2 separate regions of the Homo sapiens genome follow, and region 2 is linked to region 1. A link is a loop called in an ENCODE intact Hi-C map of the cell type or tissue named here. Cell type or tissue: testis. All regions are shown on one strand. Links, peaks and the distances in the headings refer to the core of each region. The heading gives the core; the rest is flanking DNA.

The links. Peaks named below come from ENCODE experiments on the same cell type or tissue, not always from the same donor. Only the 100,000 strongest peaks of a DNase experiment are listed, where the experiment ranks them.
Region 2: it touches region 1 in a loop (6-fold over the local background); 1 of 110 quality-filtered maps calls a loop at or near these places.

The regions. Positions count from the first base shown.
Region 1 is chr2:61,518,275-61,523,200 of GRCh38, reverse strand. It overlaps XPO1 (exportin 1), which reads left to right. Exons shown (of 25, transcript NM_003400.4): 4 at 518-590. Among named protein-coding and RNA genes, the nearest start is that of XPO1, 18 kb to the left of the region's middle. In testis, for the core only: no CTCF peak of the experiment used is centred there; a DNase peak (open chromatin) is centred at 2,620; H3K27ac peaks cover 725 bases.
Region 2 is chr2:61,229,975-61,234,900 of GRCh38, reverse strand. USP34 (ubiquitin specific peptidase 34) reads left to right here. Exons shown (of 80, transcript NM_014709.4): 58 at 2,369-2,449. Among named protein-coding and RNA genes, the nearest start is that of C2orf74-AS1, 54 kb to the right of the region's middle. In testis, for the core only: no CTCF peak of the experiment used is centred there; no DNase peak of the experiment used is centred there.

The DNA.
Region 1 (4,926 bases), core at 424-4,423:
TCCTTAAGTAACACACCAGTGATGCTTGTAAACACTTTCTATAGAAAGTATCTGTGACAATACTTTAATATTTGGCCAAAAGCTTATAACTCCTAGAGGATGGTAGGAAGCTTGATAGCATCCAAGCTGCTAAATTCTTAGGAGCCTGTTCGTGTTAAAGTACGTGAGCCTATGAGCAGTCATTTATGCTGTGAATTCATATCTGGCTGCTACTTTTCCTTCGACAGATAAGCCTATTTGGCTGCTAAAGGGCTTTTTATTTGGTTCTTCCTCCTGGTGTGAGCATGTATAAACAGCAGGACGTTATATAGAGTAGCAAACAATAAAATGAGGAAAATGCATGAAAACTCAGTATATGGGTGAATAGATACTTGTTTAATATGTGTAATTAAACTTGGTAGCATAATGTTTTTGAAACTTTAGATGTAAATGTGTGAATGTCTGTCCATTTGTGAATCCTGAGAGTTGCCAGTCCTATAAGCAATATATTCACATGCTTCTATTCTCCAATTTTCAGTACTATGGACTACAAATTTTGGAAAATGTGATAAAAACAAGGTGGAAGATTCTTCCAAGGAACCAGTGCGAAGGTAGGAAAATAAAGAATTATAAATTCAGAGTTTTGTTTTTCCTGGCATTTTTATTGTAGTTGACTGTTTGAGGGGGCATGTAATGAATCTTTAGTATATTTTGCTCTAATGGAGCTTATTGCTTTTATCATGAAGCAAACAGGTCTGTTTGTATTGGTGGGTACAGGAAGGCCACTTACAGGTTATCTTTTGGGAGAAAGAGGAGACTGGACTGTTGAAAACTCTGACAATAAATATTCTAGTTAAAAATATGGGCTATGGCACAGTGGCCCACGCCTGTAATCCTAACACTTCAGGAGGCCGAGGCAAGTAGATCGCTTGAGTCTGGGAGTTCTATACCAGCCTAGGCAGTATAGCAAGACCTCATCTGGACAAAAATTTAAAAAATTAGCTGGGTATGGTGGTTCATGTCTGTGGTCCCAGCTATGTGGGAGCATTGCTTGAGCTCAAAAGGTCGAGACTGCAGTGAGCCATGATCCTGCCACTGCACTTCAGCCTGGGTGACAAGAGTGAGACCCCATCTCCAAAAAAACATATATATAAATAAAATATGGGCCGGGCACAGTGGCTCAAGCCTGTAATCCCAGGACTTCGTGAGGCTGAAGTGGGAGGGTCATTTAAGGCCAGAAGTTTGAGACCATCCTGGGTAACATAGCGAGACCCTGTGTTTACAAAAAATTTAAAAATTAGCCAGGTATTTTGGTGCAGGTGGCGGCGGGGACAGGGGTATCAGTGGGGTGAGGTAGGAGGATCCCTTGAGCCAAGAGGTTGAGACTGCAGTGAGCCATCATTGTGCCACTGTACTCTAGCCTGGGCAACGAGCGAAACTCCGTCTCAAAAAACAAGAACAACAACAACAAAAAAAACCATATGTAAGGTTAACTCGGGAATGGAAAAGCCAAGTACTAAAGATCACAAAGCTGTTTTGCCTTTTGTGGTTCTGGGAATGCCTTGGAAGAGGTTGGCTTCTGAAATGAAGAAAGATCAGAAAATGAAGGTGTAGTGATACCTGTTAATGAGTAATTTAACTTTTCTGTCTGTGCTACCTTGAGGAATGTAGTCATATTTTGAGAAACCTGAGGCAACATTAGTTTCTTGGGATTCTTTGATTTAGCTAATTTCAGTTATGATACACTGCCTTTTTACCTACTATATTTCATTTATCTCTGAAAAATAGAAATTTTTTTCTTGACTTTATTATGGGGCACATGATACTTCTAGTAGTATTTTCATTTAAAATATGTCTAATTTCTTTGATTATTTGTCTTTTAAGTATTGTCCTTCACCTGCATTCTCTTATCATCATTATGGTAGAATAGTGACATGGATTTACTTAGCTAATCTGACTTAAACCTTGACAAAGTTTGAGCACATTTAGAGTTGAATGTGATGAGATTTTAATGCCAGTGTCTTTTTTTAAGAATATTAAGTATATTCAGTGGCAATATCTTTAATACATCATAAATCATAGATTAAGAGTGATAGTGCAGGAGCAAATAATGTGCCCTAAAAGAGGTTCTCATTTCTTTAAATGTTTTATTATGGTTTGAAACTATTTTAGATCACGTTCTGTGATGGACTGAGAAATTAATAAGCACAATTTGACTATGTGGTCCAAGTAGGTCCTTCATACTTTATTCTTCAGGGATCTTTAGTGTAGTCATTCCTTGTTTCTTTACTACTATTGTTTTACTCATGTGTTATGAGCCCCAGATTTAATTTTGGCCATGGTCTGCCGTACCAAGAAAAGGTGATTTACTTCTGTCCCATTTTACTGTTGTATAATTTTAAATCCTCCTTTTGTTCTTAAATCTGCATCTCTGTTTTTTATCACATTTGATGGTTCTGGAAGATGTTTTCCAGGTTGAAAATAGATATGATTATACTAGTTTATCAACACTGTAGTTACATTTGTTACAGACAAAATTAATTTAAAAAATTTTTGTTTCTTTCTTTCTTCTTTGTTGAGACAGATTCTCACTCTGTTCCTCAGGCTGGAGTGCATTGGCACCATCACTGCAGCTTCAAATAGCTGCGGTCAAGCAATCCTCCCACCTCAGCCTCCCGAGTAGCTGGGAACATAGGCATGCCCCACCATGCCCTACTAAATTTTTTTTTTTTTTAATGTTTTGTAGGGATGGTGTCTCGCTGTGTTGCCCATGCTGCTGGCTGCTGGGCTTGAGCAATCCTCCCACCTTGGCCTGCCAGAGTGCTGGGATTGTAAGCATGAGCCACCATACTTAGTCAACATGATTACCTTTTTAATTTTAACTGGGAGGCTTCTCTAACCTAAAGATTTATTTCACAAAATACACTAGAACTTCTGAACATTAATTTTCCTTCATCTTTAAGTAACTTTGGTATTGGAAATTACATAAATTAATTTAAAACATTTTATTTCCTTTTTCTGTAAGTGTCCTGTCTTTTAAAGGTATTCGCTTTGCTTTTTGCTGTAGCTATACCCTTTGTCCAACTACCATAGCATATATATTTGTTCACCTGGGGTGCATATTGTGCGTTTCCTTTGTACCGATTACTACTAAATATTAAGGTTATAAAAATATACATGTACATCAAAGTGCTGTATGTCACAGTGTTATAGTTGGGAAGACAAAACACATGTAAAAGAGGAATCATAAATCAGCAAATTAGGTGTATATAATGAGTGCTTCACAAGCTAAAAGAACAGAATGATGTCTAAGTCCGGCCCTTTAGCTAAGTTTCATTCACATAATTGGAAAGAAATGCCTGGTATATTTTAAAGGAAGGAAAGGTTTCACTGCATAAGAGTATGCCAAAATTAGATTCCTGCATTTTTTTTCTGATGTAGAATTTGTTTTATCTGCTTTTAGGTTCTTGTCCACAGCATGTTAATTTTTACGTGGTGTTTTTTTTTTTTTTTTTTTTTTTTTGAGACGGAGTCTTGCTCTGTTGCCCAGGCTGGAGTGCAGTGGCGCAGTCTTGGCTCACTGCAAGCTCCACCTCCTGGGTTCATGCCATTCTCCTGTCTCAGCCTCCTGAGTAGCTGGGACTACAGGCACCCGCCACCACACCCAGCTAATTTTTTTTTTTTTTTTTTAGTAGAGATGGTTTCACTATGTTAGCCAGGAAGGTCTCGATTTCCTGACCTTTTGGTCCTCCCGCCTCGGCCTCCATGCCTGTTGAGATTACAGGCATGAGCCACTGCCTGGCTAACATGTTCTTTTAAATTAATGACATTTTCAATTTAGGCCTCTTGTATAAATACTGTCAGGAAAATCTCATGATTCTTGAGTGGGTTAGATGTCTCTTGCTGTGTTATACGTTACTGTATCCTGTACCAGTGGGTCACAGGAGAATAAAATTTTAAAGAGCAAAAGATAGGCTCAGCACGGTGGCTCACGCCTGTAATCCCAGCACTTTGGGAGGCCAAGGCAGGCAGATAACGAGGTCAGGAGTTTGAGACCAGTCTTACCAACATGGAGAAACCCTATCTCTACTAAAAATACAAAAATTAGCCGGGCGTGGTGGCACATGCCTGTAATCCCAGCTACTCAGGAGGCTGAGGCAAGAGAATTGCTTGAACCCGGGAGGCGGAGGTTGCAGTGAGCTGAGATCACGCCATTGCACTCCAACAGAGCGAGACTTCATCTCAAAAAAAAAGAGCAAAAGATAGACATAATTAGAAAGTAAGGATGTTTAAAAGAACATTTAATTTTCCAAAAGATATTTTTATAGCAAGAGAAATGGCGAGATAATAAAACATTTAAATAAGTTGAGATTTGTTATATAAAATTTATTACATTTCTCTGGATTTTCATTTAGCTTTAGGCCGTAAGTGTGTGTCTATTTGTTTGTGTTTTATGTGTTTTGTCCCTCACACCCCACATTACACTTGGCTGTTTTAGTCACTTTATTCCCCATCCTTCAAACTATAAGCTCCTTGATATTGGGGCTCAGAGTGTCTTTTTTTCTTTGGTTTTTTTTTGGTCTGTTTTTGTGTTTGTTTTTGTTTAAGACAGAGTCTCGCTCTGTTGCCCAGGCTGGAGTGCAGTGGCGTGATCTCGGCTCAGTGCAAGCTCTGCCTCCCGGTTTCACACCATTCTCCTGCCTCAGCCTCCTGAGTATCTGGGACTGCAGGCGCCTGCCACCACGCCCGGCTAACTTTGTGTGTGTGTGTGTGTGTGTGTGTGTGTGTGTGTGTGTGTGTGTGTTTTGTTTTTTGTTTTTTGTTTTTTTTTTTAGTAGAGACGGGGTTTCACCGTGTTAGCCAGGATGGTCTCGATCTCCTGACCTCGTCATCCGCCTGCCTCGGCCTCCCAAAGTGCTGGGATTACAGGTGCGAACCACCGCGCCT
Region 2 (4,926 bases), core at 426-4,425, 290 kb after region 1:
ACTTTGGGAGGCTGAGGCGGGCGGATCACTTGCGGTCAGGAGTTCAAGACCAGCCCGGCCCACATGCAAAACTACATCTCTACTAAAAATAAAATTAACTGGTCATGGTGGTGTGCACTTGTAATCCCAACTACTGGGGAGGCTGAGGCAGGAGAATCACTTGAACCCTTGAGGCAGAGAAGCAGTGAGCTGAGATCACACCACTGCACTCCAGCCTGGGCGACAGAGTGAGACTCTGTCTCAATTTAACAAAATAAAAATAAAAAATAAACCTGAAACTTTGTACTCTTTGGCCAACATCATCTTCCTATTTCTTCCATCCCTCTCTTAACTACTTTTGTATGTTGTTAGAAAATGCTTAACATCATCTGTCACTTCCTCTTTCCCCACTCTCCCCGCCAAAAAAAAATTCACCTATCCACCTGTCTCAGTAGATCAGTTTATGCCTGGTTTTCTCTCTCCATCCCCTATTTTAAGAGGTGCATCCCTAAGGATAACCCACTCAAAGGTAATGACAGCTTAATCATATTGCCATCTTAACTTCTAGGTTAGCAACCAAAGAGTTGTAAATCTCCATAGGAAGGCAAGTCTTACGAATTAACAGAAGTGGGGAATAGCAGTCTGGTATATAATAGATGAATTATAGTTAAAGGTTTTTTGCATATTTAGAAGTTCATCTGATTATACCTTATAGAAATAGAGTAAGGGAATCTATTCCTCAGAAATTTCAAACACTAAAGTGTAACTTTTTGAAATTTTGTAATGAGAATTTGGAAACATGGACAAAAGTAGAAAGGGATAATAAGCTGTCACATACCTGTTCCTCAACTTCAATAAATAATAATAATCTTTCTTTCTTGTTTCATCTATCCCCTATTCCTTTTTTTTCCATAATGGAAGAATTTTAAAGGAAACCTAAATAGATCATGCATCCATAAACACCCAGTATATATTTCTAACATAAGAAAACTTCAAAAACATATGCAACCACAATTTCATTCACTCCCAGTAATATTAGAAGTGACTTCTCATCTTTATAACTTTTTTTTTTTTTTTTACCCCCAGAGTGGGTGTCACTCTGTCATCCAGGCTGTTGAATGCAGTGGTGCACAGTCATAGCTCACTGCAACCTCAAAATCCTGGGCTTGAGCAATCCTGCCTCAGCCTCCTCCCTCAGCCTCCCGAGTAGCTGGGACCACAGGCACATACCAACACACTCAGCTAATTTTTTTTCTTTTTTTATAGAGACAGAGTCTCTTTGTTGCCCAGCTGGTCTCAAACTCCAGGCTTCAAGCTATCCTCCTGCCTCTGCCTCCCAGAGTGCTGAGATTACAGGCATGAGCCATTACACCTGGCCAGAAGTGATTTATTCTTGTCATCTAATACCCATCCTATGTTCAGTTTTCTCCATCTCAAAAAAAAATTTTCAGTTGATTGGTTTAAATGAGTGGTTCAAACAAGTTCCACATTTTGCATTCATCTGTTTGTTAAGTCTTCCTTAATCTATAAAAGTTACTTTTTTTTTCTCCATGCCATTTTTTGTCATTTGTGCTGTAGGATTTCCCACATGCTTTCTTTGACTAATTGCATTTTCCTGGTGGTGTTTAACATGTTCCTCTGTTTCCTTCTCTTCTCATGGCTGTTCGATAGATCCAGAGTTTCTCAAGTGCTAATTAGATCATAATTTGTTTTTAAACAGAAAGAAAATTAATCATGCTCATATCACATATTATTAATAGGTGGCCGGGTGACATGGCTCACGCCTATAATACCAGCACTTTAGGAGGCTGAGGCGGCCAGATCACCTGAGGTCAGGAGTTCAAGACCAGCCTGGCCAACATAGTGAAACCCCATTTCTACTAAAAATACAAAAATCAGCCAGGGATTGTGGTGCGTGCCTGTAATCCCAGCTACTCGGGAGGAGAATCACTTGAACCTGGGAGGCAGAGGTTTCAGTGAGCCGAGATCGTGCCACTGCACTCCAGCCTGGGCAACGGAGCAAGATCTGTCTCAAAAAAAAAAAAAAAAAAGGGGGGGGGGAATATATATATATATATAATTAATAAGAACTAAAGATTCTATGTCACATTTATGAGGGCTAAGAGAATGATATTTTATTATGATAAAGGACCACAGATTGTCATGCACATTGTGTACTATAATGTAAATGGCATTCCATGGAGTTGTGTAATGAGGTAACCCTTATTATGATTTTAGAGTTTGACTTTTATGACAATTAGAGAAACTTTTCTGGTAAGAACTTAAAAGAATTAAAACATTGACTAGAAATAAAATTCTTATGTGACTGTTATCCCATGTAACAAATATTTGTTGAATGTTAAAGTCATGCTGTATTTTTTTTTAACAGTGGTTTTTAGATCGTATGGCTGATGACGACTGGTGGCCAATGCAGATACTAATTAAGTGCCCTAATCAAATTGTGAGACAGGTAAGGAAAAATATGTTTGAAAAAAATTATTTGGAAAAGAAGTTACTTTCAATTTAATTATTCTCAATTTGCTTATAAGTGTGTCTTAACCTAATATTGATAATAGTTTGAAAAGATCTGCCTCCTATCATAAAAGTCATTTTGTTGTTGGTTTCACCAGGTTCTTTTAACATCAGCTCTCACTCTAATAAGGTGATTAAAATTATGCACATTTCCTGGATATAGGAAGATTGACTGTAATTTCCTGTTCTTTTATTATTAGATCCTGCTCTTTATTATTAGATGCTTTATGAGTTATACTGATTCTTTTAAAATCCTTACACATTCTAACCATGGTAGGGTACTATAGTGACCTCAAAAGCTAATGAAAAGGCTGTAACTTATTTCTGTGATTGGGTCTGAACTGTCAAACGAAACAGTTTGTTTTCTTTAAATTGTTGGGTAAAATAGACAATGAAATTTAAATATTACTTTATAGTCACTTTTCACAAAATCAAAAACTTAGTTGACGTATGCCACTTTCCAGTTACTATTGAGATATATATGCGTGTGTGTATATATTACATATATATGTTATATATCATATTTATATATTTATAAATTTATATAGAACATACATATATATGTATATATATTTTTTTAGAGGGTTTTGCTCTGTCACAAGCAGTCCTCTTGCCTCAGCAGGTAGGACTACACGCACACACCACCACACCTGGTAATTTTGTTTTGTTTTGTTTTTAGACAGAGTCTTGTTCTGTCACCCTGGCTGTAGTGCGGTGGTACTTCATGGCTCACTGCAGCTTCCACCTCCTGGGCTCAAGCAATTCTCCCACCTCAGCCTCCTGAGTAGCTGGAACTACAAGCACACACCACCACACCTGGCTAATTTTTGTATTTTTTTGTAGAGAGAGTGTCTCTCCCCTGTTGCCTAGGCTGGTCTCAAATTCCTGGGATCAGGCAGTCCTCCCAACTTAGCCTCCCAGAGTTCTGGGATTATAGTTGTGAGCCACTGAGCCTGGCCTAAGTTACAATTCTTATACCATAAAATTTACCCAGACCTTTCAAAATGTAAAATTTAGTGGTTTTTAGTATAGTCACAAAGTTGTGCAGCCATCACTACTACCTAATTTTGGAACATTTGCCACCCCCACCCCCCACCAAAAAAAAACCCTATACCCATTAGCAATCAGTTCCTATTTCATCCTGTCCTCTCTCCTCAATACCTGACAACTACTAGTCTACTTTCTATCTTTATAGATTTGCCTATTTTGACCATTTCATATAAATGGACTCATACACTATTAGTCTTTTGTGACTTACTGCTTCGATTTAACAATCTTTTCAGGATTTATTCATGTCACAGCATGTATCCATATTACATTTTCTTTTTTTGCCAAATAGTTTGTCAAATGTATATAGTCCACATTTTGTGTTACCTGTTCATCAGCTGAATATTTGAGATGTTTCTACTTTTTGGCTGTTTTTAGTAATGCTGTTAGGAACTTTTAGTACAAGTTTTTGTTTGGATATACTTTGTCACTTCTTTGTGTATGTTTTTAGAACTGGTAAACTGTTTTTTGTTTTTGTGTTTTGTTTTTTTTTTTTTTGAGACGGAGTTTCGCTCTTGTGGCCCAGGCTAGAGTGCAGTGCCGTGGTCTTGGCTCACTGCAACTTCCGCCTCCAGGGTTCAAGTGATTCTCCTGCCTCAGCTTTCCAAGTAGCTGGGATTACAGGCGCGCACCACCGTGCCCAGCTAATTTTTTGTATTTTTAGTAGAGACGGGATTTCACCATTTTGGCCAGGCTGGTCTCAAACTCCTCACCTCAGGTGATTTGCCCGCCTTGGCCTCCCAGTGTGCTGTTACTACAGCCACTGCACCAGCGGTAAACTGGTGTTTTTTGTTTGGTTGGTTGGTTGGTGTTGTTTTTGAGTTGGAGTCTCACTCTGTCAACCAGGCTGGAGTGCAATGGCGTGATCACGTCTCACTGCAACCGCCACCTCCCGGCTTCACACAGTTCTCCCTGCCTCAGCTTCCTTAGCTGAGATTACAGGTGCCCACCACCACGCCCGGCTAATTTTTGTATTTTTAGTAGAAGTGGGGTTTTGCCATGTTGGCTAGGCTGGTCTCGAACTCCTGACCTCAGGTGATCCACCACAGCCTCCCAAAGTGCTGGGATTATAGGCTTGAGCCACTGCACCCAGCTGGTAAACTGTTTTTTTATAGTGACTGCAGTGTTTGACATTCTTGCCAGTGATATATAAGTGTTCTAATTTCACCATAATCTTCAGCAGCTGATACTGTCTTTTATTTTAGCCATCCTAGAAGGTATGAAGTGGTATCTTATTGTGGTTTTGGTATGCATTTTTCTCAAAATGGTTACACATTTTTTTCATGTGATTGTGGGTCACTTGTGTATCTTTAAAGAATCCTCACATTTCCTTCTCCTAGCTGCTGACCCCATGATGAGCAGCGGCCC